Regions from separate parts of the Mus musculus genome. Here all the other regions are linked to region 4. The links are chromatin contacts, found by POLR2A ChIA-PET in ENCODE. All regions are on one chromosome and are shown on one strand. Each heading gives the region's core, a stretch centred on a gene start or an enhancer-like site at or near the end of the contact. The rest is flanking DNA. Distances are from core to core; before and after follow the strand shown. Region 1 holds the start of Map3k14 (mitogen-activated protein kinase kinase kinase 14). Region 2 holds the start of Arhgap27 (Rho GTPase activating protein 27). Region 3 has its middle 31 kb from the start of Arhgap27os3. Region 4 holds the start of Hexim2 (hexamethylene bis-acetamide inducible 2). Region 5 holds the start of Kif18b (kinesin family member 18B).

Region 1 (6,258 bases), core at 742-3,241, 130 kb after region 4:
AGGGGAACCAAAATGAGGAACCACACTCCTATCTGCCAAGAATGAATGGCAAAACCAGGCAGGTTTTTTTTTTTTTTTTTGAGATAAAGGTTCATTTGGCAGAGTCTCTGTCTGTGGTGCCACTCCCACAAACTCTAACAGACACCAGAGGCAAACAAAACAAAACAAAACAAAACAAAACAAAACAAAAAAACCAACAACCTTCAGAACTGCTCCATCCACCCCAAAAACAATCCGAAAATGACCTGAAGCCTGAAGCCTGATCACGTAGTACTATTTGATTTCACAAACTTCTGGTATGTATTTCTGGGTATGTACAGCTGGGCACTTATTTCTAAAATTAAAGTCAGACATACTAACTATTATTATGAGCTGTTCTGAGAAATTTATCACACTCTTCCAAATAAATCAGGATGTCTTCTTTCTTTCTTTTTCCTCTCTGGTGCTCTGAGACAGGGCCTTGCTATGAAGCCCTGACAGGCTTCAAAGTCACAACAAATCCTCCTTGTCCCAGCCTCCCAGTGATGGATTACAGGTGTGTGCCACCATGCCTAGTTTTCAAGATGTCTTAAGGGCGTCTGAAAAACTCATAAAGCTGGCATCCATCCAAAGGAATTGCCTTTGACATCACTTTAAATACAAGAGGAAATACACACATACATCATAAGCAAGTCAAGAGTCTTCAAAGCATCCTCTCACATTAACAGCAAAAAGATCACCCCAACCCCCCCCCCTTTCTCTATCAAAGTTAGGTTATGCTGTTCTTATTCAGGGATCTGGAGAACTCACCCTCACTCATGGCTCTGAGGCCACAGACGAGGCATATCATCCCTCACACCTGGTTCAGGTACTTCGCTTACCAACTGGACAACAGTCTATGCATCTGACCACACCTACCACTAAATGGGAAAGTTACTAAGCAAAACCCTGCAGAACTGAAGTTAGGAAACAATCCTCTAATCTTTCAGAGAGACTATGTTTCTAGATACTCGCCAGTGTTCCGAAGTCCACTGGTCATGGTGCCACTCCTCGTTCAGTTCATTCTTTTAGCGCCCTTAATCCAGTCATTAGTGTTCATTGTCTCCAATTAACAACAACAACAACAACAACAACATGTCATTAAGACACTGATATTTGAAACTTTTCTCCACTCATCCACTTGACAGCCCATGCACACCCCTATCCATCCTTTAGGGCTGTCAGCCATCTTTTAATCTCAACTGGGGGGTGGGGAGTGGAGGGGGGGAGGTCTGAAGTTAATGAACATGATGAGGTTCCAAAGCAGGTGGGAATCTCTGCCTCAGACAAATGTTTCTTTTCACTTGGTGACAGGTGGCTGAAAGTTGCCAGAGCCGGGAAGAGCTTCCAGGACGGGACTAGTACATATAAACAGATTCCAAAAGTTCCGAGTAGAACACAGAATTAGAGAAGGGTAAGGACCATCGAGGAGGGAGGACAGCACCATCAGCGACTAGCATTGCTCTACTGAGTGCCCAGAGCAGTGATCCTCTCAGAACAAGTGATCCCAAGCAGTTCAAAGGGAAAGGCTGCTCATGTCACTGCTAGGGCAGTGGAGCGATCACCTTCTCTTGGGGGACACTTAGGAGCCAGGTCTGCCAGTAGGGCGGCTGAACTCGATGGCACGGATGTTGGGGAAAGGGAAGCAGACAGTACCCGCGCGCGTTCCGGGCAAGCGTGTGACCCGTGGGTGCGCGGCCTGGAGGTTCTAGGCGAGCACGGCGTTTCGAGCGTGGCGCTGATGGCGCTGAGCGTGCGAGCGGGTTAGACCGTAGTCACCCGGCCACCCCTCCCAGCCATCCCTCGTGGACAGCCCGGCTGCAACCCAGTCCCCGCCTGGGAGGCGCCCCTTCCCCGCCCGCTCCCTCGGCGTCCCGCTTTAGGACTCGGGGTTCTGCCCAGTCACCTACCGGCGGAGCGCCGTTGTCCTCAAACAAGCGAGTGTGGCGCTTCGCTGGCCAGCGATCGCTCCGGGCCCCTGCTGCCCCTCCTCGACCACGCCCCCGTGCCTATCCCCGCCCCGGGCCACGCCTCCCCCCGTGGCTGCGACTTTGCTAGCTTCCCGCCTCCTTTCTTTGGCCGCACCGCGACCCTTGATCCCACCCATTCCTATAAGTTAGCCAATAAAACGCCTTGATCCGGTCGGCCTGCCGGCCACTCCTCAGCAGCGATTGGCTAGCGAGGCCTCCCCAAAATGGGCACTGTTTCCGGCCAGGGTATCCAGCGCCGAAGGCTGGGTGGATGGGCGGTCTGTAGGCGAAGGAGGCCAGGGTGTTGGTTGAACTACACATGCGCTCTCGCCTTCTGGCAAATCTTACGGGCTGCATTCTTTTTGAGGTTACGGGAAGGAAGGGCGACTGTACGCATGCGTGGGCATTCCCGGCTTCGGCTTTGGTTACCTTGGAGACGGCGGGGCGCTCTCGCTCTGAGGTCTTGGGTTTCTCTGCTTTCTGCTTGAGGGCGAGGCTGCTTCGTGGGGGCCTGGTGGGGCCAGAAACATTTTTATGGAGCACGTAGAGTGAGCCCGGTTCTGTAAAGTGTGTGGAGATGAGGTTGCTCTGCCTACCCTCGAGAAGTGTGGGGAGCCAAAGGCCTATGTAGGACAGACCGGGTGTTGAAACGCTCTAAGGGAGTGTGCAGATGTGGTACAGTCTCCTTCCACCCCGAGAAGCTTCATGGTGTGTGTGCTGAGCACGGGATCCATTCTAAACTACAGAGTCAGGAAGACTTGGTCTTTGAAAACGTGCTCTCTACAGTGCCCTTTTTATGGGGCCGGGAAAGAGTGTAGGGAATTTATGGATTTTTTTTTTCTTTTCTAACTTTGCTAATGGGCTTCCTACTGTACCACAAGCTTCTGTTTACTGGTAATAAGAAATTACAAATATGTGTTTTTTAAAAAAATGTTTCCAGAATAAAAGATGCGCTGCGACCTTAGAGACTCTGCAAGGAATCCTAACTGCAGATGCAGGGACTGGTGGTATGGTGGGAGTGGCAGCCATATTCTTGGCTGGTTTGAGAAATAAGGAACGGCCTGTCTGGAAAGGTTTGAGCCAGGGCCAGACCACTGTCTGCTTGTGACCACTTTGCAGACCTAGCTTCTTTCTGGAGACAAGTTCAAGCCGACATCTGTTGTTGGACACCGAGAAAGGCCATTCATTTAGACAATGTGGAAACCCCACAACCTGGCCTGCATTCAGGAGGCTGAGGCAGGAGGATGACAAGTTTGAAGCTAGTCTGAGCTGCATAGCCTGACTTCTATGTGGAAACAAAGCCAACTAGATGAGAACCTGAGAGACTCACCCCTCTCCCCTGGGCCAGAAATATGTTAGAGCAAAGCCTGCAGTTGCCCATAGTCCATTGTTACGTTAGTGTCAACCGTGTCAAGAGTTGTCCCTGGAAGCCTTTCTGGCTGTGACTTGCACTGAGCCTATACTTCAGTATATGCAGAACCTATATGTCAGTTTCTGGGACATATCTTGCTAGTGGCCAGCTGAGAGATGGTAAGGCAAGAAAATAAAAAGGGCTGGGGGCCTCTAAAAAACGCTCCTCTCACCCCTAGGGCTTGGCATCTCTGACTCAGAGAGAGAGGCAGAGCTGGGCCAGATGTACAGGTTGGTATCAGGTCTCTTGGGTGTCTGTCTTTCCCTCCCACCACCTGTTTGCCGCTGGGCAAAGCACTTCTCAGGAAAGATGTGGGCAACAGGCCCAGAATCTGCAGACGCTCCCTGCAGGGCTAGCTCACTTTTGCCATCTCCTTCTCACCCCTCCTTTTTTTTTTTTGACAACCAGAGTCTCTGGCCCTGGGTCCCTTTTGTGTGTTGTCTAGTCCATTGGGATGGTTGCTCTTTAAGCCTACACTCAATAGGATGTGTTAGTGAGAACAGACTCAATTCTTATGTTGACTCAAAGGTCTGCAGAAGGGTCAGCTTGCAGGTGTGTTGGGGGGGGTGGTCAGGGGACAAACCAATAGACTCATTAGCAAGAAAAGTATTAGGGAAAAGCAGCGCTTGCTTCTTGGTTTCAGCGACTTTTCTCCTGTCTCTCTCCAGAGGGTGAGGTGGAACACAGACATCCCTCTCCTCTCTCGAAATACCCACCCACTAGGAGAGCTTTGGGCAAAATTGACTTCCTCCTGCTCTAAGACACGACAGTCTGGGCAGGCTTTGAGCCCTTGAGTCACTTGTGCAACTTCAGCTCAGCTTTAAATAAAATAATTGACATTTGCAGGGTGACTCATACCTGGGGCAGTGCTGGCCTCTCAGTACTCAGGGGGTTTCACAGACCCATCTATTTCAGGTTTGGAAACACGAGAGTAAGACTATGCCAATCTGAAAAAACAAAAAACAAAAGACAACAGCAGGGTCTGTTTGTTTTGTAGACCTGAAGATCCAATTCCAGGGCCTTGCATATCCCAAGCAAGTAATCTCCTATGGAGCTACAGTCTGATCATTTTTATTTTTCTTCCTTTTCTAAGTAAGGTCTCTGTAGCCTATACTTCCTTATTTATTATTGTTGTTATTTTTTTAGGTAAGGTCTATAATTCCCTATTTGTTCCTAAGTAAGGTGTCTATGGCCTATAATTCCCTACTTAGCCCAGGCTGCCCCCTCACGTCTTCCAGCCATCACTTCTCCAGTCTGGGGATTGTAGACATGTACTATGGCCAGCTCAGCATCTGTTCTTGTTTGTTTACATTTCTCTTTGTAAAAAAATGAATTCTTAATGTCATCATGCAAAAGAGTGGGTTGCATCACAGCCTCCTCACACCCATGCGTCATTATTACCCTTTGCTCTCGTTCCTCAGCTTCTGGCTCTTAAGAGATTAAGGACAGAAATCTGCTGGATACAGTGGCACATGCCTGTAATCCCAGCACCCCAGAAGTGGAAGCAGGAGGATCAGGAGTTCAATGCCATCTTTACCTACAGAGTGAGTTTGAGGCTAGCCTGGGCTACCTAAGACCCTATCTTCAATCAGCCAACAAACAAGAACACTCGAGCTAGACACTAAGTATGTCCAGTGCAGAACCGCCCTTGAATTAACTCAGGATGACACTGTATATTGGACAATCTACTAGAAGCCCTGCCCTTATAGGATGTTTAAGGGCATGTGGCCATATCTAGTGAGAAGGTGTTGGTTGAGGCATGTGAGCGCCTGTGGATCTCGGGCCCACATTCCTGTGAAATCCTGAGTTCAGGGGAGGGCTGGTGTGAGGATGACAGGAGAGAGGACCTAGGCCTAGGGGCAGACATTCCTGGAGGAGAAGGTATGCTTCCTCCCACTAGGGACCTGCCTGAGCTGCAGTCATGATGCTAATGCTGCTGTGTCCCCCGTCCCCCCCCCCCCCGCCGTGGACCTGCCCCAGACATCTAGGTGGGGCATGGGAAGCAGTGGAGGAAGTAGATACATAGATAGAGGGATGATTGTGACCTCATGTTGGCAGCTTGAATGGGGATTAAGCAAATAGCATAAACCTGAGTACCCCTCCCCCCCAAACACACACACACCGCCCCATCAAAACTAGTTGTTAAACATTTCCCAGCATGCTCCTGCTGGCCTCTGCCTGCTGGCCCGTCTTATCACATGCTGGGGTGATGGAAGGGACCACCACATAAACTACGGAGCTGGGAGGAGAGAGGAGAAGTGTCAAGATGAGAGGAAGAAGAGGTTCCAGCCTTGGCAAACGGTGGAGCCGTCCAAATAGGGCACTGGGCAAAGATGACTTTACCAAGATCAGACCTGGACATACCTTCCTGAGACCCCGCCTCCTTGACTTTGGTGCCATCGGCCGGAGCCTGGACTTGACACCTGTTCTTCTCCATTCTCGATTAGTTTTCACCTTCTAGCTCACTTCTCTACCCCCAGTTTCCGTAGCATCTGAAGATGTGATTTGGTTGGTAGAGGGCTAGCCCGGTGTCTGAGAACCGCCGGGCTCAATCACCAGCACCAGTACCACGTAAATTGGGAGTGACAGCACTTAGTGCCCACAATCTCAGCACTCAGGAAGTAGAGGCAAGCAGATCAGAAATTCAAGGTCGCATCCTTGGCTCTATGGGGGGATCAAGGCCAGACTGGGGAACATGAAATGCTGCCTCAAAAAATTATTTTTTCCATACTACCCCTGACCCTTCTGGTGGCATTAATCCTCATGGGAAGTCATTTATGTCATATTATTCCACAGCCAGTCCTTAGCATCACCCACCATAAAATATCTTGCTTCTTTAGCGTCTTCCTTTCAACCCAT
Region 2 (5,709 bases), core at 659-3,158, 230 kb after region 4:
TAAATCTCTTTGGAGTGATCATTATAACGCGACCCCCCCCCCCCCCACCAATGCTAGTTTTGTCTGGTGCCTGGTGTGTGTGTGTGTGTGTGCGCGCGTGAACAATCCCAACTGTGTGTCTTCAACAAAGTGAAGCAGGTGGCCTACTCCGGAAGTACTGGTCACTCCAAAACCTTACAATGACCACTCCGTTTATTGCCCTACAAGGTGGCCTGGGGACCAGCAGCGGGGTGTCCACCGTCTTGCTAAGGCTGATTTCTTTTTTCAAGAGTTCCTTGATGATGGAAGGGGTGTAAACTTAGTCACTGAGCATCCTGACCCGAGAGATGGTAAAATGGCAGACCAGAGCTGGCCGAGCAGAATCCTAGAAGTGTGTACCCTTGGGTTACGCCCCCTTTCCCAGGACCCCAACCGTGCACTCACGTTAGCTGGGAGGATCTCAGGCTGCCCATGGGCGGGGCTGACGGAGGGAAGCAGACTAGGCCTCTACCATATCTGTGGGAGGGACTTCCAAGGACCGAGACTGAAGAAACAGCGCGAAACAGGAGACACTGGGAGGAGAGGCGGAGACCGACACTTAGTAGGGCTGTTCCTAGTCCCCAATACAGCTTGTCTGAGAGGATGCGGAGAAGCCATAATGTCTGTGCTGGAGCCCTTGAGGTCTCCAGGAAAAAAAAAAAAGGCATGGGGAAGGGGCTGAGTGGAAGGGGTGCTGATGGATAGGCGAGCAGAGCCCAAGAGTCAGTAGGCCCTGCTCCCCCCCACCCCCTCAACGCTCAGAGGGGTTTGTTGTCCTAGAGGACCTGGCGTTCCGCGGGCGCGATGCTCTGGGAATGCCCGGCGGAGTTGGCTGTCTTGTCCTGGCATGCACATTCCGAGCGGGGCCTTTTGCTCCCTGAATCACGAACTGTGAGCCCTTCACAGCAAGATTAAGAGCACTACCCATTCCGGGAGCACCTCCGCCCTCTGAGGCTCTCTCTGGGAGCAGCCTGTCCGGGCCTGGAAAAACTAGAGTCCCTTTGCAGGGACGCTCACAGACAGGGGAGTGCTGTGTCTCCGGTTGTGTGACAAGAGGACCTGTGCCTCAGATCCTTCCATTATCTGGGGTGAGCGAAGAGAAGGGGAGGGATGCGAGAGCGGTGAGGAAGGCGCCCTTAGCCAGTAGGTCTCCTGTATCTTCTGCTCCCGGTCGTCCCTAGCTATAGCGTCACCAATATCTAAGTCAGCACTGGGGGACTTCGGCTGGTTCACCTCTCGCCCCCAGACAGAAGGCAGCCCTACACCTAAAGCTCCTCCCCGGGGTTTGGGCCTCCGGGCCCTCCTCCAGGTTCGCACTGCTCTAGCCCCAGTGCAGCGAGAAGGGCAGGCGGTGCGCGGGGCTCTAGGGTGGGGACGGCCACCTGGGGGCACCTTTCCCGCCCTCCCAATACTCAGCGCCATCCTCCCCAACGCCATTCCCCCCTCAGTCCAGCCCGGCCCGGGCACCTTAGAACTTTCGCCCGCTGGCCTAGCTTCCACTTGTCCCGGCAGACGCGCGTGGGGTCCGCGTCCGGAGCTGCCTGCTCCACAGCCCTGCTCCGGCGATGCCCTGTTTCCTGTTCAACAATATAACCGGCGGAGAGCGCTCGGCAGAACTTCCTCCCAAGCCGGGACTGGGCTGTGCTTGCAAGAGACAATCCCCGGTGTCCTGGCTTCCTGTCCCCTCTGGGCCGGGCCAGCGCTCTAGGAGCAGAGACGCCACCCTCCCCCCTCTTCCCCAGGATCCTGGGCCACACCTGACTGTCTCCGGGGAGGAGGCGGTGGCAGGGCCTGGATGGAGATCTGCGGGGGAGGCAGTTTCTCTCAGCTTCTGACCAGATTAGACTCCCACTGACCCTCATCCTTGTCGGAGGAAGTCACCGGCCACTCTGCAGGCGGCCGAAGTGCAGTTGCGGGATCCTCCCATTTTGGAAACTACCTGCCTCTTGGGAAAGCAGCCTTAGCACTCTGAGGTGTGCCTGTGAACACTTCTGACAAAGGCAAGACCCAGTTTTTATTTTCTCTGGCTTCCAAGAAAGAGTGGGGTTCAACTAGATGCTCCATTAGGGGCCGCTGAGCAGAGAAGGGAGCCCCCCACCCCCACTAGGCCGATGTTCCTCTAGTGTCGCAGGGCTAAGGGTTCAGCTGGACAGCCCTCCACCAATTCCTTTTTCCATATTTTGACTTGACTAGTTTTGTCCACTAACAAGTCCACACTGAGGTGGGTATCTTAGGATCCATTAGGGAAGGCACAAAATGAAGGGGTGAGCTCTTTCCCTCCACTCTACCTTTGTCCTTTCCTAGTTGCCCTAGTCACTCTGCCAGCCAGCCAGGTCCTTGTCCATACAGCAACCTGATGCCCAACTGTGCCACAAGCTAGCCTGTATAGACATGGGAGTACCCATGAGTCTCAATTTACTCCCATTACATGCTTGTGGGGACGGTTAAACGAAATAGACACTAAACACAACGATGGTGAGCGCATGTATTTTATTAACCTGTTCCTTTCATTATAGGAGGCACTTTCTGGGGATGAGAACTCCAGTTTGCCCATCCCCCTCTAGACAGGGGAAAGGGGAAACTGCCCTCAGAGGCACTGTGCTGAAGGTGGAAAGACAACCAAAGACAGCAGCAGCAGCAGCGCAAGTGCCAGGCGCCTCCCCCGGGCCTGCCACCCCCAACCTCCAAATCCAGTTCCTCTCCCTTTGCTCTGAGCCCTGAGAACCTGCCTCAAAGATGGCCAAGGAGCACCCACCCACTGGCTGAGGGCGCTCAAGGCCAGGAAACGAAGCCCTGGATGTTGTCTTTTTCTGTCCCATTTTTCTGCAACCTGGTTTCCCTAGGAATTAATCTGTTTCCTTCTTTTGTCCTAACAGGGGCAGTGGGGGGTGGGGGTGTTTGGTGGGGGTGGGGGCTTCTCCTGGAGCTCCTGGGGAAGGCTAGCAGTAGACAGGCCTCTGGAGTCTTTAATCCGTGAGTGTAGGTGCCAGGGCCCGGTTTCCTTGTTTGCCTCTCTCCATGCCCAGAGTCCTGCTTTTACAGGGTGTGTGTGTGTGTGTGTGTTTGAGAGAGAGAGAGAGAGAGAGAGAGAGAGAGAGAGAGAGAGAGAGAGAGAGAGAAAGGCACCCACCTGCGCCCGCAGCCTACATTCCCTCACTTACCTCTTCTCCCTCGCTGCTTGGTCAGGCAAGTGTGCTCCATGGACCCTGAAATGCTCAGTGCATAGGACTAAGGGGAGCCAGGTAGTGTTTCCCCAGAGCCAAATGATTGAGATTCAGAAACAAGACTGCTTAGAAAGGCCAGCTCTTTACTGCAAAATCACTCAAATACCACACAGCAGCAGTTTCTCCTCTGCACTGCCAAGGCTCACTTGTCAGAATATTGCATAAAATAGCATTTTTTCCAATAGTGTGGGCACTGCTGAGGTTCACGTGAGCACTCTTCTGGTGGGGGCAAGTCTCTCACTTGAGCAGTCAGTCAGTCGCTTAGTCAAGGACAGGGCCAGCTCTTATGCTCGCAGCCCAGACACTGGGAGGGCTCCATCTCCTAGACAGGTTCTGGAATACCCTCATGTGACAGGCCCACAGGGGACAGACTCTTGCCCATTCAGGATCCCAAAACAAGGAAAGGAGGCTCTGATCAGGTTGTAGTTTGGGGGACGTGTTAATGCTAGCTCGGGGGTGCAGATAGAGATACACTGGGTGGTTCTGGGGGCTTTGGTGTTTCAACCACTGGTGAGCGCTGTCTTCCATGACGGACAGATGAACTCTTGGCAGCCTCTGCCATCTGCCTTCCTACTCCTATGTTTTATTGCACAATTCAAGCTTCAGGTGACTCAGCTCATTCACCTCAGGGAGGGTGGGGTAACCTCCTCTAGACAGGACAGGCACATTTCCAGGGAGACCCTCCATTCCACCTGAGGCCCCTGGCTCTAAGTGCTCTGGGGTAGCCAGAGGGTTCAGGGGTTCAGGAGAGGAGAGCAGAGCAGAGCGCATCCCCACGCCCCTACATGCCTCAGGGCTGTGACCATCAACTTGAAAACAATTCCAGGATGTGGCCATCAGACCCAAGAGCCTCTTGAGGGCAACCCTACTCCTGGGAAGCCCTTTGGGTGCTGCAGTGTCCTGCTGGGCAGGGTGAAAACTCAAGAAATGCTATGAACTCAAGGCTTTGTGAGACTAAGGGTGGTGAAGCTCTGCAGGCAGCTTTGGGGCAAATTCTCCTCTCTCTGCAGCCCAAGGATGGCACCTCTCCACAGATGGAGCTTGGAGCTCTCTGGTTTCTAGCCTACTCTACCCTGCAGGGTAAGGGGGCATGGGGATGAGGTGGGCAAGGTCATGGCCTTCCTGAGCAGGGAAGGCTCAAAGTGCTGACAGTGCTGGTGCTGGTCACCCCCTGCTCCTGCTGTGCTGTACTCACAGCTATTAGGTAAGCCAAGAGCTCCAACAGAGGGAGGGACGCTTTACAGGTGAGAACGTGAGGAGTGGAGGGAAAGGTGGCCACAGAACCCAGCCTCACAATGACAGGCCATTTGGCACATGACACTTGCACTCTTGGCAGTATGTGCCAGAAAGGGCAGAGGCAAAGCACCCAGTCCAGATAGGCTAACCCAGCAGAGGCCTGTCCACCCAGCTCCATGCCTGCCTGGGCTGGGGCTGCTCTCACCCATCTGGTCGGGCGAAGGGTTGTATTTCTTGGGTGACTTGGGTAGGTCAAGAATAAAAAAATATTTTCTGTTTAACTATGAAGGGGGAAAAAACCTGCCTTAAAAAAACTAGACCTTTACTCAGGAGCATGGTGGCAATGCTCACCAGGCTTCGTTCCCACAGTGTACACATGAACAGCCCTAACGGAGGAGCCATGACAGCCGGGGAAGCCAGGCCCTGGGCAGAGGCACCTGCTGGATCCCCTCTTGGAGCAGAAGGGTTGTGAGGGGCCTCGGGCATCACTGGGACTTCCTGCGCCTTCTCGGTAGGCTGGAGCTCTGGGCACACCCGAGAGTCTTCCTTATAGGGAGAAGAGGAAGCCTAGGCCAATGACAGACCCAGATGGATGGCCCCAGAAAGTTGGGACAGCGGGGTTAACTGACAACGTTCTGTTCCTGGTACTTGCGCCGGCGGGCACATCGGGGACAGCCCTTCCTCACCACAGCCTGGCAGCTCTGATGGAAGACAGTTCTGCATTCAGCACACCTGAGGAGAGAGCATCGGGGGTTGCTGGTGCCATGGACAGAACCCAGAGAGGCTGAGTTGTCAGCAGCTGGCGCCCACATGTGCTACCCTCCTAATCCCTTGGAAAGCAGGTCAGATACTGAATCCTTAAGTGAACCCCATGCCCACTGATGTCCCATGTCACTCTTTGCCAGTGCTGCTTGACTGCTTACGTGACTATTCTAGCCTGTCTTTGGAGCAGTTTAAACAAGAGCCCAGGCCCAGAGCTGATACTGGCTGGTTTACCTACTGAAGGTACATAGATTATCCCCCTAGTTCAGCCTTCCACACCTACCTGGGGTGAGGGACGGCTGGGGTATATACCCTGTTCAGGGGCTTCTAATAATGTGTAGTGCCCACTTAGCTAAGTCTATGTCAGTGCTCTAGGGCCATCCTGTCAACCCCTCAACCCATTTGTAGACTGAGTCGAACACACCCCACTTCAAGAGGCAGCAGGGGTGGGAGGTACGGGGCTGAGAGG
Region 3 (5,714 bases), core at 161-2,660, 180 kb after region 4:
TGTGTGTGTGGGGGGGGGCAGACCTTCGATTTTTATTCATATTAAAACATTTCAAAACAGCCTTCTTTAATTTTTGAATTAATTCATTATTTTTAGGTTTACTTATTTACTTTATGTATATGAGTACACTATAATTGTCTTCAGACACACCAGAAAAGGCCATTGGATCCCATTACAGATGGTTGTGAGCCACCAGGTGGTTGCTAGGAATTGAACTCAGGACCTCTGGGAGAGCAGTCAGTGCTCCTAGCCGCTGAGCCATCTCTCCAGCCCCCAGATTAATTCTTAACATTAATTAATTAATTAACTTATTTGTTTGTATGTCTGTAAGCCTGTGTGAGTTTATAAGCACCATGTACGTATGGGTATCTCCCACCCAGAAGATGACTTCGGATGCCTAGGAGTCCATGTGATTGCTGGGAGCTGAACCTGGGTCCTCCACAGGAGCAGCGAGCGCTCTCAACTGCTGAGCCATCTCTCCTGCCCCACTGAATTGATACTTAAGAGCATATGAAGTGACGTATTCCACCGTGGCATTCCTACACGTACCTATTCTTACTCATCTCCAGCTTGCCTTCCCATCCATCCGTCCATCCATCCATCTATCCATCCATCCATCTATCCATCCATCTATCCATCCATCCCTCCGTCCGTCCGTCTGTCCATCCGTCCACCCGTCCATCCATCCATCCACCCATCCATCCATCCATCCATCCATCCGTCTGTCCGTCCGTCCGTCCGTCTGTTCATCCGTCTGTCCATCCATCCATCCATCCATCCATGTATTTTGAGAGAGGATCTCACTCTGGATACCAAGTCTGGAACCCACTGTGGAGTCCAGGCTGGCTTGGAACCTGTAGCAATTATTTTGCCCAGTGCTGAGATTACAGGCCTGAGACATTGCTCTCTCATCCTCCAGACTTAATGCTGATACTGCTTGTCTACACTCCATGTCCTGTTCATGCCTTCCTTTATCCTGCCCTAGTGCTACAAAGCTTTCACACACAGGGGTGCAACATTTTCCAAGCATGGATGTATTATGTAAAAGACAAATTAAAATTAAACCAGGTGCATGCCTGTAATTCCAGCATATGGGAGGTCGAGGCTAGAGGAGAACCAGACATTCAAGGTCAGCCTGCTCTACAAAGTGAGCCCATCTTAAGAACAAAACATCGAAAAGGATGGCACAGAATACACAGAAACGAATGTGTGCCATTCTTTCCTGTGGTCCCCTTTGGAGGCTGCTGAAGAGCTCTTGGCCTCAGAGAGGCGTTCCCCTAGGAGCTGGGACATAGGCGGTGTGTTTCCTCAGCATGCTCAGCTGCCCGCGGGGGTCTCCCTGAGTCATGCGGAGCTGTCCTCGGCTGTGCCCTCGCCTGCCACCCGCCGCCTGCCGCCCGCCGCCCACCCTCTGCCCTTGGCCCGCCACCTTCCTGAGCTCCACTCCGCCGCGGGCCGGTGACTCAGGGCGCAGGCAGCCTAGGAACGCCCGCTCAGTGGATGGGGGTGCAGCTCGCCCCGCCACGTCCGTCCTGCGGGCTGGTGGCTGCTGCTTTTCCTCTCTGGAAACCCCTTAGCCGCCACCTCTGCTTGCAGCTAGCCTCCTTCTGGGCACTGCTTCATGCTTGGAATTCCGATCCAGAACCCATGAAGGAATTTAGGATGTTTGAGTCTTGACGAGAGCTATCTGAGGGGCAGGGAGGGGCCCAGATATGATCCAAATTTCCCCAGTTAATGAGAATGTTGAAGAGATTTACTTCAGAGACAGATCCATGCTAGACTGCAGACTGGAGCAGTCAACACCCCCAAGGCTCTATGTAATATACAACAGATGTGGCCATCTCGGCCGTGGAAAGTTCAGGGTCCACAGACTCTTCCTTTCTTCTTCTTTCTTTCTTTCTTTCTTTCTTTCTTTCTTTCTTTCTTTCTTTCTTTCTTTCTTTCTTTCTTTCTTTCTTTCTTCCTTCCTTCCTTCCTTCCTTCCTTCCTTCCTCCCTCCCTCCCTCCCTCCCTCCCTCCCTCCCTCCCTTCCTTCCTTTCCTCCTCCTCCTCCTCCCCCTCCCACCCCCAGTGGCTTACTTTGTAACTCAGGCTATCCTTCTGCCTCAAGAAGTTGAGAACTGCTTTGCTTTCTGGCTTTCAGTTTATGTCCATGTGTACGTGTCTACATAAGTATGTAGGGCAGGGTTGTTCTTCGAGCCACTATTTATTTTGTTTTTGAGGCAGGGTCTATCTATCCGTGAGACCTGAGACTGGCAGATTAGGCTAGACTTGCTGACCAGACAATCCTGGGATTCTTCTTATCTCAGGGAGCCCTTTGTGTCCCACGCTCCAGGTTAGAATCGGGTCACTGAACTTGGCGTTCTGTGCAGGAGATCTTGAGGTCCGACTAAGGTTCCATGCTTCCACACCAAACGCTTTATTGAGTCATGCCCCCAACTCTAAAGGTTTTTTTTGTTGTTTTGTTTTGTTTTTAAATAAAATCTGGGGAGTTCTGCCTTTCAAAATACACCTGGTTTCAGGATTTGGAATTAGAGATGCTGTAAGATTCTGGCCCTTCCCCCCCAAACCCCACCATGTCTCTCCTCCCAAGTCCTTCTTCTGGACCCCCTCAAATATTATTCTATTTGTCTGGTGATATTTCCCACGGGGTTCCAGAGCCCAGCCCTGCGCCTGCATTTATGGACGCTGACTGGAGGGAAGCTCAAGATCGTATTAACAATGTCCTCAGACACCATCTATAGGGGCGTTTCCCCACTTGCTGGCCATACCTACCTGTGGTTCCACCAAGGTTTTTGGTAAATACAACTTTCTTTGCCTTGTAACGAATAACCCCTCCCCCCCCCCCCCCACACACACATCACCACTTCCACAGTGGACTGTGTCTTGCTGGCCATGCATATTTAACTCAAGAACTGTCACTTACTTTCTTTGACGTGAGAGCTGTGTAAATTCAAGGCCTGATCGGGTGACTTAGTGAGACTCTGACTCAAAAGTAAAGGAAGAACTGGAACTGTGTGTTGAGGTGTTAGGTTGTAACCCCAGCGATGGGGAAGGCTGAAGCAAGGGGATCACGGGTTCAAAGTCCTGCTCTACTACACAGTGATTTTGAGGCCAGCTTGGGACACTTGAGACCTCAAAGTGAACCCAGACAGAGTGGCAGAGGAAGAGCTCTGGCACTCACGGACTGTTGGTTCAATACTTAGTGCTGCAAAACATATAAAGTAGGCCTTTCACTTCTCAGGGTCTAGCCTTGGTTTGGTAACCTTTAAGCTGTGTGACTTTGGGCAGGTTACTCATCTGTGCCTGGACCCTCATATGTAAAGAGGAGTAATAATAAATAGTGAGTCCTCTGTCGTAGGGGTGGTATGAGTTAGAGAATGTGGCTTGGTCCAGGGCTACCAAATATAGCACATGTACCTATTGCATGGAACGTGGCTATATTAAAAACAAAACAAAAGAAAGCCTGCTCATCATTTAACTGAAATTCAAAATTATTCTTGATCAATAATCAGTGTTACCATATCGCGCTGAAATGTCTATACTGTCTGCAGTTGTTGGGCATGTTTAGTTGGGAATATCATTTTTTCTTTTTCTTACATATACACTAATGGGTTAGTTTGGTAGTAAATATAGGGAATCTCTGGGGAAAAAATTTTTAGCCAGGCATTCTGAATTTGTCTTTTGCTAAGCTTGGCAAATTTATCATGCCATGGGATTGATCCCCATGATACATTAGCTGGTGTGTAAATAATAAATGTTGAGGGGCTGGGGGGGGGGCTAGCTCAGTATTAGAGCCTGTACTATTCATGAAGCCCTGGTTCAGTTTCCACTGACAATAATGATGATGCCCAGTGGTGTGGCAAGCTTCTTATCATAGCGTGTGTGTGTGTGTGTGTGTGTGTGTGTGTGTGTGTGTGTGTATGTGTGTGTGTGTGTGTGTGTGTGTGTGTGTATGTGTGTGTGTGTGTGTGTGTGTGTATGTGTGTGTGTGTGTGTGTGTATGTGTGTGTGTGTGTGTGTGTGTGTGTGTGTATGTGTGTGTGTGTGTGTGTATGTGTGTGTAACCCTCTTCAGTGCTTCAGGGTGGTTATTCATTAATTTCTTTAACAGTTACTTATTGACATTTACACCTCCTATTTGCAAGTCACAGTTGGAAGCCTTGGGGACACAGCAGTGAACCAGCCCTGGTGCCAGTCTTCATTGGTACTTCCAGTCTGGCAAGGAAGCAGACTATTAAAGTCCCACAATGATTAGTAACTATTGTAACAAGCTCCAAGGACTCTCAAATGCAACGACAATGGTTTACCGTGGGTCCCCGCACTGGTCGGAGGGGTAGTGGCTTGTACTTTCCCATTTTCTCCTTCCCACTGCTGCTCCCAATCAGAGAGGAATCTTGGGAAGGATACCCTGGCTAGGAGTAGCCTGGAGGGGGCGGGGTGCGAGGGAGCAAGACTCAACAGTGGTACCGACGCCCACTCTGCCAGTCAGCGAGCTGGGTGGCTGGTGGAGCTAAAGAGAGGTCACTTGGAGGTGGGGTCTGTTGAACAGCCTGACTAGGTGTTCCTCCTACCTGCAGTCTGGAGGTAGGAGGGTTCAGAGAGACTGATCTCTGGTGACGTCAGGGTTGGAGAGGACCAAGAAGATCAACCGACTTGACATTTGATGGACGAGGAAACGTCACTAAAGAGGGAAGTAGGTCACACAGATCTTTCCTGGTGGTGTTGCCACCAAAACTCAGGCCTGACTTCCCACCAAGTCCCTCACTCTCGCATCAGAGGCGGAGCTAAAGGAGAAGGCCTGTGAGTGCTTGGCCTCCTCCCTGGGAATCCCCCACACAGGGTCACCAGAAAGCTCTCTTCTCTGCCACATCCCCCAAGCCAGTTTCACCCAGCCTGCTCTTTTGTAGGGGAGTTACTGACAGCCAGCCTCAAATAACAAAGGAGACCTTGAAGGAGTTTCATTTCCTAGGGCCTGAGGTGGCCACAGTTCCTGCTGCTGGCTAGCATCCTTGCAAAAACCTATCTACCCAGGAGTGCTTCTCTCTTCTTGCTCCCTCCTCCAACCAGGAGTAGGAGCTTCCTGGGCATGTGGCTGGACCTCCAGTCTCCATGATAGTCAACCCATGCCTCCAGCTGCCCATAGGACAGTACTTCTTAGTGACTCCTGTTCCCATGCCTACATCCACAGCCTCAGAGCAGACATCCCTGACTCTTCCTGGCTGCTGAGATCATGTGGGTCCCAGGGCCCAGGGTGTGGACTCTGCTGTAAGACATCCTACATTTATCTTTCAGTGCCACCTACCTTTCTTTGCTGTGTTTGACAGCCCTGAAGCTTACCCCTGGGAGTCGGTAAAGAGCTTACCTAGCAAGCATGAGGAACCAGGTTTGAGCCTTAGAACCCGTGTAAAACGCCTGACCTGGTGGGAAATGTGTTTATAATCCTAACTCTGGGGAGCAGAGACACACAGATCCCTTCCTAGCCAGCCAGTCTAGTCAGATCAGTGAGCACCGGCACAAGAGATCCAGTCTCAAAGAAGGTGGACAAGTGCTCCTGAAGATGACACGTGAGGGTGGAGTCCTATGGCCTCTACATGCACACATGTACAAGTGCATCCACACATACACAAACCATGAATGCATACACATTAATCAGTAATTAAAAACCCAAACTGATCCACAAGTGCTATGCACCTTCTGGTGAGATGTGGTGTC
Region 4 (5,926 bases), core at 3,426-5,925:
AGAGTGACTGGTCTTCACAAGTTGGCTGTCAGAAAAATATAAAATACCAAGGACTTAAGAATCACAACTGCTTTGGTGCCATGAGACACTGATCCTACTCAGTTTCCTTAGATGGCTTTTCTTTTGTGTACACCCCAGCCAAACCTAAAGTAAGGCAGGTCTTATATATGCTCTAGTAAGTTTATTGGTGGAGAGGTAAAAGACAGAGCCTCGTAGCTTCTGAAGACTCTACTTCTAAAGTAGAAAGGGCTGTCTATACAGGTACAGAAGAGTGAGCACTTGAGGTACCGTGAGGGAAGCAGTGTTTCTCCATTCAGAGTTAGAAACTGAGGCAGTTAGGGTTTTCCTGAGCCACTACCTCCTCACCTTGCCATAGCTAATGCTTTTTTGTATTCATTTTGTGTATGAATATGCAGGTCCATATGCATGGGGATGTGCACACTCCTGTATATGGAGGGAGGCCAGAGGGTAATCCTTGGTGCCATCCATCTGTGCCATTTCCCACAGACATACACTTATTTACTGGAGACAAACCCTCTTACTGGTAAACTGTCACTAGCCAAGTACACTCAGCAAACCCCAGGAATCTGCCTGTCTCTGCCTCCCTAACACCCCTTCCCCCCAACAGGGGCTTCTCTGTGTAGCCCTGGCTGTCTTGGAGCTTCCTTTATAGGCCAGGTTAGTCTCAAATGCAAAAGATCCGCCTGCCTCTGCCTCCCAAGAAGAAATGCCCCACCACCTTTTGAGTATGTATGAGTCTACCTGCATAAATGTTATGTGCACCACATGCATGCCTGATACCCATGGGATTCAGAAAAGGGCCCGGGAACTGGCATCAGTCACGTTCTACCTTTGTGGGTGCTGGGAATCGAACATGGATCACTGCAAGAGCAGTAAGTACTCTTACCTGCTCAACATTGCTCTAGGCCCCAGCTTCTTTTAACTTGAGTTCTAGAGACAACTTAGGTCTTCATGCTTAAACACTCACTGGCTGAGTTGTCTCTCCCTCCCATTGTTTGTTGAGATAGGGTCTCACTGTAACTCAGACTGGTATTCAGTATGTCAATCCACCTGCCTCAGCCTCCTAAGTATAAGGATTATACTGAGCACCTCTCAACTACTTAAAAATCAAGGAATGGAAACACTTAAACACTGTCAAACCTTCATTTATAAATGAATAACAAATGTCTGCCGGAACCCCCAGGTCCCCTTTCAGCTCCTGTGCCTATCTGGCTCCTACCAAGTTAAGAGTCACACTTTCCTAACTCATTCCCAACTCCCAGTCTCCACTCCTGAGCAGGCTATTGCAAGTGCTGTTCCACCCAGCCACATCCCTTTCTTTCTTTCTTTCTGAGACAGGATCTTAACCTGCAGCCAAGGTTAGCCTCCAATTTTGTGGGTACCTTTGCCTCTGCCTCCCAAGTGCTGGGATTAGCATGAGGCTCCATACCAGGCGCCTCATCTTTTCTTGATCAGGGCAGTGAACATGACAAAAATGGAACTACAGGATGAGCACTGCACTGTGGCTTCAGTTAGTGTTGGCTGCTGATGGGAGCCCTAGGCTAAGGCAGGTGGGCTCCCATAAAATTTAAGGCCAATGAACTCTACAAAGCAAGTCCGAGGCCATCCCAGACTACAGAGCAAAGCCATGCCTCAAAAACAAAAACAAAACAAAGAAAAAAAAGGCACAGTTTGGATTAAGAACTTTAATAGGGGCTAGGGATGTAGCTCAGTTGACAGGATACTGCCTAGAGTGCACAAAGCCCTGGATTCAATCTCTAATACCACACAAATTGTGTACGATGGCACACTCCTGTAATCTCAGCATTCAGCAAGCATAGGCAGGAGTTCAAAGGTCTTGGCTACAGAGAGTTTTCAAGGCTAGCAAGAACTACAGTAGACCCTGTCTAAATTAATCTTAGTCATGACTGAATGCAATGGTATACACCTGAGAACACTTGAGGGGCTCAAGCAGATAGTTCCAGGTCATGGGTGAGAGCAAACATAACAACAATAACCCCATTAGGAGAACAGCCAGATGGCTCATTGTGTAAAGGCACTTGCTACCAAGCCTGACAACAGGACGTTTATCCCCGGACACCCAGGTGGTAAGAGAACAGACTTACAAATTCTGACCTCCACATGTATGCATATGTAAACACAAAGGAAGTAAATAAATAATATTGGGTTTGGTGGTACCTGCCTACAATCCAAGGACTTAGGAGGCGGAGGAAGGAAGTTCAATGCCAGCTTAAACTACAGAACGAGTTTAAGGTCAGTCTGGGCTATCCGAACCCTGTCTCAAAGGAAAAAAACAAGTTGATATACTAGCTCATACCTGTAAATCTAACACGTGGTTGAGGCAGAAGGATTACTCTGCCTAGGGTAGAGTAAGAAGTCTCAAAAAAAACCCAAACCAGTCAATAGTGAGCAGGTATTTCTGTTTGTTGTTTTGTTTGCACAGTAGACTTTAAAATTTTTCTTCAAACCATGAGGTATGGAGGGAAAAATTAGTTATAGCTAGGAAGCTCTCACCCCATTTAGGACTATTCAAGTTTCACTAGTAGCCCTGGCTGGCCTGAAACTCTCTATGGAGAGCTGGCTGGCCTCAAATTTAAGAGATCCACCACATCCAGCTGGAAAGACTTTGTTTTTTTTATTAATACAAGGGGCAGTCCTTCAACCCTGAAGAAACTTTCCCGGGTCCTACTGTTAAAGCAAGGGCCTAGGAGTTAAGACCATCTATAACTAGCAGTAAAATTCATTACAAGGTACTCACAGGTATCAATGGCTAGTTAACCACCTACTTCAGAGCCTTACCTGGGCACAATTTTAACTGACAGCTCAACTACAAAGCTATCATTTGAAGGTGTAGTCTGGAAATCTTTAAGAAACAAGTTCAGTAAGAGAGCCTTTTAAATGCTGGCAGTGCTATAATGTTAGGTTGTAAGTTTATTCGAGGTCTCCCCTATATCCTATATAACACATAAAGTAGATCAAAACTGCCATTTCTACTTAAGTACTTTCTGCATCTACAGAAGAGATGGCTTCAGTAACAATGAGACAGTGGCACAGAAAATACTCTTTTTAGTTTGTGGAACAAGACTTTAAATGGGACATGGTGTAGGCTTACAAAAAAAAAAAAAAAAAAAATCACATCGGAATTAACTCCCTTTGCCCTTGTAGCACAGCCTCTTCGCCCCTAAGTTACGGCTCAGATTTCAAAATGCAAGCAGATGTTTTTGAAGTACCCGAAATGGGCCACTCCGTTTCTATTACTGGACTGTAGTGACTGAAATTATTTTCTTTCCCCCAACCCTTCAAAGGGCATAACCCCATCCCTTTGGCGTGAAATTTTGAAGTGGGGCGACACACTTCAGGAGTTTCCAAAAGCGGATGCTGACGTTCGAGGTCAGGCCATTGGGAGAGTCGGGGCTCGATGGGAGAAATCTTGAGGGCAAGAGAGCTCAGAAATTTCCAAGCGCTAAGCTCGAGCTTTCCACGTGCCCAGATCTAGTTGGTCCCAGGGGGAGTTGGTGGCTGTTATAGAAGTTAGAGGGTTGTTGCTTTTCGCAGCCCTGAGAAGTGGGATGGACACGGTGTATGGGGGTGGGGAGGCGGGTGCAATCCGGCCGGGCAACCTCGGAGCCTCCAGCTCACTAGCACTGCTCAGGGCATGCGGCCAGAGTTGCAACCTCGGCCCGTCCCTGCGAGCCAGGGTCTCCAACTGGCGTCGCGCCCACCTCGTCCTTCAGATGGGGGTCCGGCTACGCCGGGCCTGGCCGCCATACCCGGGATGAATGGGGGTGACGAGAGGCCTTGGGCAGACCTCGGCCTCAGGATCACGTCCCGGTGGAAGCACAGCAGAGGGGAAGCCGTCTTACTGGCCTCTCCTCTGCTGGGATCCCGGGAAATACGCGGTAATTACCCCAAAAGGCCGCTCTCAAAGGCGAGGCGGAGAGGCTGCCGGGACGGTTTGAGGACTGGGCTCGGCCGGGGAGACGCCAACCTTCACCCTTCCCAGCCCCCGACCCAACTCCCCGCCGTCTCCCGGCGCCGCCACTTCAGGCAGCCCACTCGGCCCGGCCTCTCCCCGCGCCCGGACCACCCCCCATGGGGTGCTCTCACTGCGCAGCGAGTCCCTCCGCTGCCTCCTCCCAGCCCAAAATGGCGGCGGCGGCGGCGGCCCCCGAGCTGCTCGTCGCCTTCCTCAAGGCTAGGGAATCCCTCCGCGCGCAAGCCCCGCCCCCGCGACCGGATCTCTATTTCTCCCTGGTAAAGCCTAACGCCATCAATGAACTCTTTAATTGAGCTCTGACAGGGCGGGTCCAGTTGTGCTTCCGCACAGCTAGTTGTTGACAAAAGTCGGGAGACTGGCAGACAAGCGACCCAATCAAAGAAGAGATCGGTGAGCGCGGGACGTTCACGCAAAGGCAAATAGGTTTTTTTTTTTTTTTTTTTTTTTTTTTTTTTTTTTTTTTTTTTTTTTGGCGTTCCTGGGCATGGTTGTTGACGTAATGGGAGCTTGAAAGTATCCTGGGCAGCTTTCCTAGGGTGGAAGAACTACAACCCCCAGCAGCCATTGCGCTGCCAGGCTGTCCTCTTCGCCCCTCCACCTCCCCCCCCCCCCATCTTAGGGCTTTAGCGGCTTGGCCAGAGCTGCTGCTACTGCAGCAAGAGATAGGGCAGAGGCGTTGAGACTCTCATGGACAGGCGGTCGCACAGAAAGACACACAGAGGTAGTGGTGTACACTAAGCCCTTGACAGCAAATAGGTCAGTCCCACCTTCGTTAAATCTCCCTGCCAGGACTTTTCCCTCCTCCAAGAACTCCATTTTTACTCCCATTGAATTTTTTTTCTTCTTCTTTCTGTCAGCTGCATGTAGTTTGAAGACTTCTTCCCTTTAGCTCCCCGTTCCTTGAGACAGGAGAGAAGCCGTCCAGGCCCTGTAGACAAAAAGACTTCAACCATAGGCTCTGACCAGGTCCCAACCTAGAGAGATTGAAGGTGGTCAAGATAGGGGCTTCCAGGAGCTACAGACCCACCCTCTCCACAGCATCCCCCAAGCAGTGTCCTTTCTGGGTGACAGAGCTCAGGCCTACCCTCCTAACTGCCAGCCTGTCTTTACTTATTAGGAGAGCAGAGGCCCAGGGCCTCTGCTCTCCCACTTGGTCCCTTGCTGGCTAGCAATGTGAAGACTAGAGTATGGAAACAGCCTTCCGAGTCTTCACTTGAAAGTGAAGGCCATGCAGGTCTGGGGCCACAAAATGGCTGCTGCTGCTGTGACAAAACAATTCCTGACCAACCAGCTTCTGCCTAAGGACTTAGGTTTCTGTTGTTGTTCAAAGCAGGTGACAGTAGTTAAAGACATCATCTGCTGCAAGAGTAGGAGAAGATGGCCACTGTGAACCATACCAACTGCAACACAGCGTCACCAGCTGCTCTGGAGGAGGCCAAGGTAAGTACCCACCCTCCCAGCCACCTGAAAGCCCTAAACGTGGGGTCAGATAGCTGAAATCCTAGGGCTTTTGTTGTTTTGTCTTGTTGGTTGGTTGGTAGATTTAGAAAACCAGTATTTTATTTTATTTTCGTTTGTTTGAGACCTTGAGGGGGGAGGTGGGGGGGGGTGTCTTTCTGTGTATCCCCAGCTGGCCTCGAACTTGCAACAACGTTCTTCTTCAGCCTTCCAAGGGCTAAAATTACAGCCTGCACCACCACACCCAGCTAGAAAGCCAGTGTTTTAAATGAGTCTGTACTGTGCTCTGGGAAGTAGGCCAGAATGTGATTCAATGATGGCTCATGAATTCCTAAAAGCCCTTCAAGGTAGATGTTATTTCCAGTGGACAGAAGCTGAGGTTGGAGAGCTGCACTACCTTTTCCAGAATCAGGCAGCCTGTGAGGAACAAAATTCCACCTTACATTTAGG
Region 5 (5,576 bases), core at 179-2,678, 210 kb before region 4:
TGAATTCAATTTTTCATTTGTATTTGTGTGTGTGTGTGTGTGTGTGTGTGTGTGTGTGTGGTGTTTTGAAAGAGTCTCAATACAACTGGCCTTAAACTCAGAGACTCTTCTCCTCTGCCTCTCTCTCAGGGGCTGGGATTATTTTACTATGCCTAGTTTGTATTTATAACTTAACTGTTTGTGGAGAGAGAATATAGTTTATACAATATTATGATAATTTCAGTTGCTGTGTCACTAGATAAGAGAAAAGCTTTGCAAATGTCTCTAATAATATGATGCTTCTATACTTTTTTTTAAAAAAAAGGTATTAGGGCTAGGTTTGATCTCTAGACCATGAGAGAAAAAAAGGTACAAATGGAGCGAAATTAGATAAAAACAAAGTAATGGAGAATGAGATGCCTTAAAATCCTGACTGGCAGAGGGCATGGTTCCATAATGAAATAGGCATGGAAGAAATAGGATAGGGACATTGAAGGAAGCGCTGTTAACAACAAAAAGCTCATCCACAAAAGTAAAATTATATATGTCCTCCCAAGTCAAGCTTAACTACACTCTGTGCCTCCGTTTCTCAACATGCAAATTGTAATATTTTTTAATTATCTGTCTCACCAGGTTTGTGTTAAGCTTGAATGGCATTCGGTTTTTAAGTGCCCAACAAATATTAGACACCGCTGGTAAAGTTATATGATACATCATTTCCCTATGATGCACTGAACCACCAAAACCAACACAAACCAGTATTTTAAGTTCTTTGGCACAAAACAGGCTCTACCTTGTACTTGTCACAGTAGCTCAAATGTCCAAGGCTAAAAGACTCGATCATCCTGGTACTAATAGAGGCCTGGTTTTCTTTCATGCTCGCCAGTGTTTAGGAGTGTCCCAGTAACCAAGCTGCCTCCCTCGGTACACACACAGCCGCGTAATCAGCTCTGACAAGAGGAGCGGAGTGGTTCTCCCATTCTCTCCTGCCGGGCGTCCCAGATCTCCAATTCTGACCTGTAGAAAGACCCAATTCCACCTCCCACACGAGGAGGGGTAGCTGCTACGGAGCCGGGTGCACCTTTCAAAGGACCGGGTATACATGAGAGGACTTAATATGGGCCCCGGACCGTGGGACGCAGAGATCACGATCGGCTGCATTCTCGGTGTAAAGGAAGTGCCCTCCTACTCGTCCCTGACCTGCCCAAACAAGTGCTGATTCGGGTTCCAGACAACTGCAGCGAGCCCGCGCAAACGACAGCTCTGCACCGAGCCCGCGGGGCCGCCCCACCGTCGACCAAAGCCTACCTCTCGTCGGTTCCCGGTGCTGGTGTCGGGGGTCGCTTACGCGTCCCTCCGCCTCGGACAGGAGCCCTCGGATTCAGGAGAGAGCTCCCCCACACCCGATTCCACCGAACCAACCTTCTTCCGGCGCGGCGCGTTCAAACTAGCCGGTCCGCTCATCCGCGCTTCTCATTGGTCACCGCCCGGCTCGCTGATTGGCTGTTTCCTAAGTAACAAAGACAGCCGGGGGTGCGCTTGCGCACTAGTTCTCTTGCGCGCCTTGGGTTTCTTTGGCCAAATCAAACCGGACGGAGCGGAATTGCCACCAGAATCGAGTCTCTAGCAGTGTAACCAGGGGGCCTGCCCCGTCTCTGTGGTCTGTGGGCTGAGTTCAGCAGCGGTTACAGCGACCACACATTCGACAGAATTTAAAACCTGCTTTTGTGGCTTAAATAGGCACCCTCCAATTCAGAGTGGCTCGTGCCTTTAATCCCATCACGCAGAAGGCAAAGGCTGGCGGATCTATTTGAGTTCGAAACCAGCCACCCTCCAGGTAGAGCGTTCCAGGCCAGCCTGAGCTACATGAGAACTTTACTCGATCTCTCTCTCAAGTAAACTGTCCTCATGGTGGCGTTGTGAGCAAGTCTGGGGCATGTAAAGGTTACTGTAGGGTTTCTTTCACCACAACTGTGAACAAGCTAGTAGAGTCATTTAATACTGGATAACTTGACTCAAATTATTTATTCACCACACTTAGTTTAGTGAGGACAAAAACAACAAAATTACATGAAGTTAGGGTTAGTACAAAGATACAAGAACACTGAATACTCTTGCCTTCTCCGTCTCCAAAAGGAACAGTTGTTTAATGATAGCTTCCTGGTAAAGAAGTTCCCTCCTCGCTTACTGTAAATCTGGTTTTTTTGTTTTTGTTTTTGTTTTGTTTTGTTTTTTTGCGCCCTAAACGTCCCCACACACACACACACCCCAAGCTGAGAACCAAACCCAAGGCCTTTTCTTTTGAGTGAGTGAAGTTTGCTTGGTCTTTCATTTTATTTATTTATTTTTTAATGTATATGAGTACACTGTTGCTCTCTTCAGACACACCATAAGAGAGCATTACAGATGGTCGTGAGCTACTATGTGGTTGCTGGGAATTGAACTCAGGACCTCTGGAAGAGCAGTCAGTGCTCTTAACCGCTGAGCCATCTCTCTAGCCCCCAAGGCCTTTTCTTTACCACTGAGCTAAATCCCCATAAGTAAAAATTAAAAAAAAAAAAAAAAACGTAATGTGAATAACGCACCTTGTAGATGTTCAATAAAATGGCACTAGGTGTTCTCAGATTCATTCAACGATTGTTATGACAGGTTCAGAGGTTACAGTGATATGTGATATACAGAGCTCCCAGTCTATAGGAAAAACTTAGATATTTATCACAGGTGGGGATTGTGATACATGCCAAGGCAGGAGAGGGAAAATGTTACAAGTTCAAAGCCAGCTTCATGTACATGGTAAATACTAGATCAGCCTGAACTATAGGGAGTTCCTGAAAAGGGACAGAGGTGGGGGAGAAGAGAATTAATAACTAATAATAACATAAGATGATACAGGGTATAGTTAAAACATGCTGGGTATAGTGAGTTGAATATATTTGGTCCAGGGAGTGGCACTATTTGAAGGTGTGGCCTTGGAGTAAATGTGTCACTGTGGGCCTGGGTTTAAGACCCATGTCCTAGCTTCCTGGAAGTCAGTATTCTCCTAGCCACCTTCAGATGAAAAGGTAGAACTCTCAGCTCCTCCTGAGGCGTGCCTGCCTAGATGCTGTCATGCTCCCACCTTGAGGATAATGGACTGAACCTCTGAACCTGTAAGCCAGCCCCAAGTAAATATTGTCCTTATAAGAGTTGCCTTGGAGCCGGGCGTGGCGGCACATGCCTTTAATCCCAGCACTTGGGAGGCAGAGGCGGATTCCTGAGTTCGAGGCCAGCCTGGTCTACAGAGTGAGTTCCAGGACAGCCAGAGAAACCCTGTCTCGAAAAACCACAAAAAAAGGGGGGTTGGTGAGATGGCTCAGAGGTTAAGAGCACCGACTGCTCTTCTGAAGGTCCTGAGTTCAAATCTCAGCAACCACATGGTGGCTCACAACCATCTGTTATGAAATCTGATGCCCTCTTCTGGAGTGTCTGAAGACAGCTACAGTGTACTCACATATAATAAATAAATTAAAAAAAAAAAGAGTTGCCTTGGTCATGGGGTCTGTTCACAGCAGTAAAACCCTAAGACAGAAGTTGGTATGAGGAACCATACTCGGTACTGCTGAGATAGGCCTGACCATGCTTTTGTTTGTAAGAATGTGGACTTTGGATTTGGACATCAGTGGAATGCTTAAAGTGGTGCTTAATGGGCTATCCTAGTAGGAATATGGGAGACTTTGTTGCTGAGAGTGATTTGAACTGTGTAGACCTGGCCTAAGAGGTTTCAGTGGAGAAGAATTTCAGTGTGTGGCCTAGAGACTATTTCTGTGATATTTTGGTGAAGAATGTGGCCGCTTTTGCCCTTGTCTGAAGAGTCTATGGTGAGGCTAAGGTAAAGAGATTTATATTAATTGCATTGACAAAGTAAGTCTCAAAAAGCCCAGTGGGGACTTTGTTCTTTGGTTAAGTCTCATGAAGAACATTTTGAACAAGCATAGCAAGCTTAGAAAGGAAAGGTATAAAATATGTGGTATTAAAGGGGCACCAGGAAGTGAAATGAAGCTGAATCCTGTGTTCAAGGATATTAAATCGAATTAAGGGAGTGGTGAACTTGGCTTGAAATCCCACCCAGCTAAATTCGGTTTCAGGCATGGTAGTACAAGCCAGGAGGGGCAAAGACAAGCAGATTTCTAAGTTTAAAGCCACCCTGGTACAGAGCAAGTTCCAAATAGAAAAAAACTTAAAATTCAGGCATGGTGAACCACACCTTTAATCCCATGCTTAGGAAACAAGCATGCAAATCTCTGAGTTCAAAGTCAGTCTACAGAGCAAGTTCCAGGATAACCAAGCTTAGGAAGAGAATAAATTTGTTGAAAACAGAAAGCTGGTAATAATATAATAAAACAAGGGGGCCATTTTCCAGCCCCAGCAAGCAGCAGAACTTAGCAGGTTCAGCCATTTGACTCTGGCTTTAGAGTCAAGAGGAGAAGGAGACTACTGGGACAATTGATGCTAGTTAGCTGGAGCTAAGAAATTATCAATGAGGGGGCTGGTGAGATGGCTCAGTGGGTAAGAGCACCCGACTGCTCTTCTGAAGGTCTGGAGTTCAAATCCCAGCAACCACATGGTGGCTCACAACCATCCATAACGAGATCTGACTCCCTCTTCTGGAGTGTCTGAAGACAGCTACAGTGTACTTACATATAATAAATAAATACATAAATCTTAAAAAAACATTTAAAGAAATTATCAGTGAATAAGAAAAGACCAGCATCACTGAGGTGAATTCTGGGAATTGTTTTCTGAGAACATAAAGAAGCTGCATTCTAGAGATAGCTAAGGTCCTCATGCTGCAGCTGGGTAATGTAAGAATCACCCAGGTGGTACTGGTTTTGAAGGCATGAAGGGGTCAGCACTGTGAGAGGCCATCGAAGACCACTGGTGAAGATGCAGCCTCAGTTGTAGATGAAGGCCCAGACTAAAAGGGTCATGCAAAGAAGTTGAGGCTTGGCACCATGAAGCGACCCTATGAGAGCCTATTGGTGACGCCTAATTGCAGTGGAAGACCCCAGTGTATTGGAGATGCCAGTACCATGGGATGATCACCAAAAACAGCAGCAGCAGTGGATGGATCAACCTGAGTGTAGAGTGCCACAGAGGGCAGGGCTGGAGAAATGACAGCAGCCCTTTGGAGGAGCCCAGAAAATCATGACACTGGAGCAAGAAGCTATGAAGTTGAAGTTGCCTTGGAGACCCAAAGATATTAAAGATGCTGGAGCCATGGGATACTTGCTGAGGAAAGCTGCTAACAGGGAGTGGAACCAGCACAGGAGAAAGAACTTTGTTGTAGTCAACAAAGATGAACAAGGAGTTGGAGATCTGAAGACCACTTTGACATCAGTCACGGAGATGCAGAGTTTGGAGTTTGCTAGCTGGTTTCCTGTCTTGCTTTGGGGATTATAGTTAAGTGATTGGATGAATTTCAGAAGAGACTTTGAACTTTGGGCTTCTAACATTATTGAGACTGTTATAGACTATGGGGATGTTTGAAGTTAGCATTATTCTATGGCTAGTTATGGCTCCCGTGCATGTGAACAAATCTATGGGGGTCAGGGAGTGGA

Evidence for each region. ChIA-PET counts read pairs that join two places held with the same protein, here RNA polymerase II (POLR2A).
Region 1: POLR2A ChIA-PET joins it to region 4 with 11 read pairs in embryonic stem cell. The contact joins the promoter of Map3k14 here to the promoter of Hexim2 in region 4. POLR2A ChIA-PET finds 5 or more read pairs at or near these places in 3 of 5 experiments (Patski and embryonic stem cell).
Region 2: POLR2A ChIA-PET joins it to region 4 with 5 read pairs in embryonic stem cell. The contact joins the promoter of Arhgap27 here to the promoter of Hexim2 in region 4. POLR2A ChIA-PET finds 5 or more read pairs at or near these places in 2 of 5 experiments (Patski and embryonic stem cell).
Region 3: POLR2A ChIA-PET joins it to region 4 with 16 read pairs in Patski. The contact joins the enhancer-like site here to the promoter of Hexim2 in region 4. POLR2A ChIA-PET finds 5 or more read pairs at or near these places in 3 of 5 experiments (Patski and embryonic stem cell).
Region 5: POLR2A ChIA-PET joins it to region 4 with 18 read pairs in embryonic stem cell. The contact joins the promoter of Kif18b here to the promoter of Hexim2 in region 4. POLR2A ChIA-PET finds 5 or more read pairs at or near these places in 4 of 5 experiments (Patski and embryonic stem cell).

Annotation. Positions count from the first base shown.
Region 1 is chr11:103,265,410-103,271,667 of GRCm38, forward strand. It overlaps Map3k14 (mitogen-activated protein kinase kinase kinase 14), which reads right to left and starts at 1,992. Exons shown (of 16, transcript NM_016896.3): 1 at 1,929-1,992.
Region 2 is chr11:103,361,784-103,367,492 of GRCm38, forward strand. It overlaps Arhgap27 (Rho GTPase activating protein 27), which reads right to left and starts at 1,909. Exons shown (of 18, transcript NM_001205236.1): 1 at 1,486-1,909; 2 at 424-551. Plekhm1 (pleckstrin homology domain containing, family M (with RUN domain) member 1) reads right to left here. Exons shown (of 12, transcript NM_183034.2): 12 at 2,492-5,210. The coding sequence ends at 5,099.
Region 3 is chr11:103,310,751-103,316,464 of GRCm38, forward strand. No RefSeq gene overlaps it. Among named protein-coding and RNA genes, the nearest start is that of Arhgap27os3, 31 kb to the right of the region's middle. Within about 2 kb of position 1,411, at least 3 of the 3 ENCODE cell types and tissues checked have a DNase peak (open chromatin) inside an H3K27ac peak, as active enhancers do.
Region 4 is chr11:103,128,684-103,134,609 of GRCm38, forward strand. It overlaps Hexim2 (hexamethylene bis-acetamide inducible 2), which reads left to right and starts at 4,676. Exons shown (of 3, transcript NM_027658.2): 1 at 4,676-4,774; 2 at 5,352-5,458. The coding sequence starts at 5,396.
Region 5 is chr11:102,923,696-102,929,271 of GRCm38, forward strand. Kif18b (kinesin family member 18B) reads right to left here and starts at 1,429. Exons shown (of 16, transcript NM_197959.2): 1 at 1,288-1,429.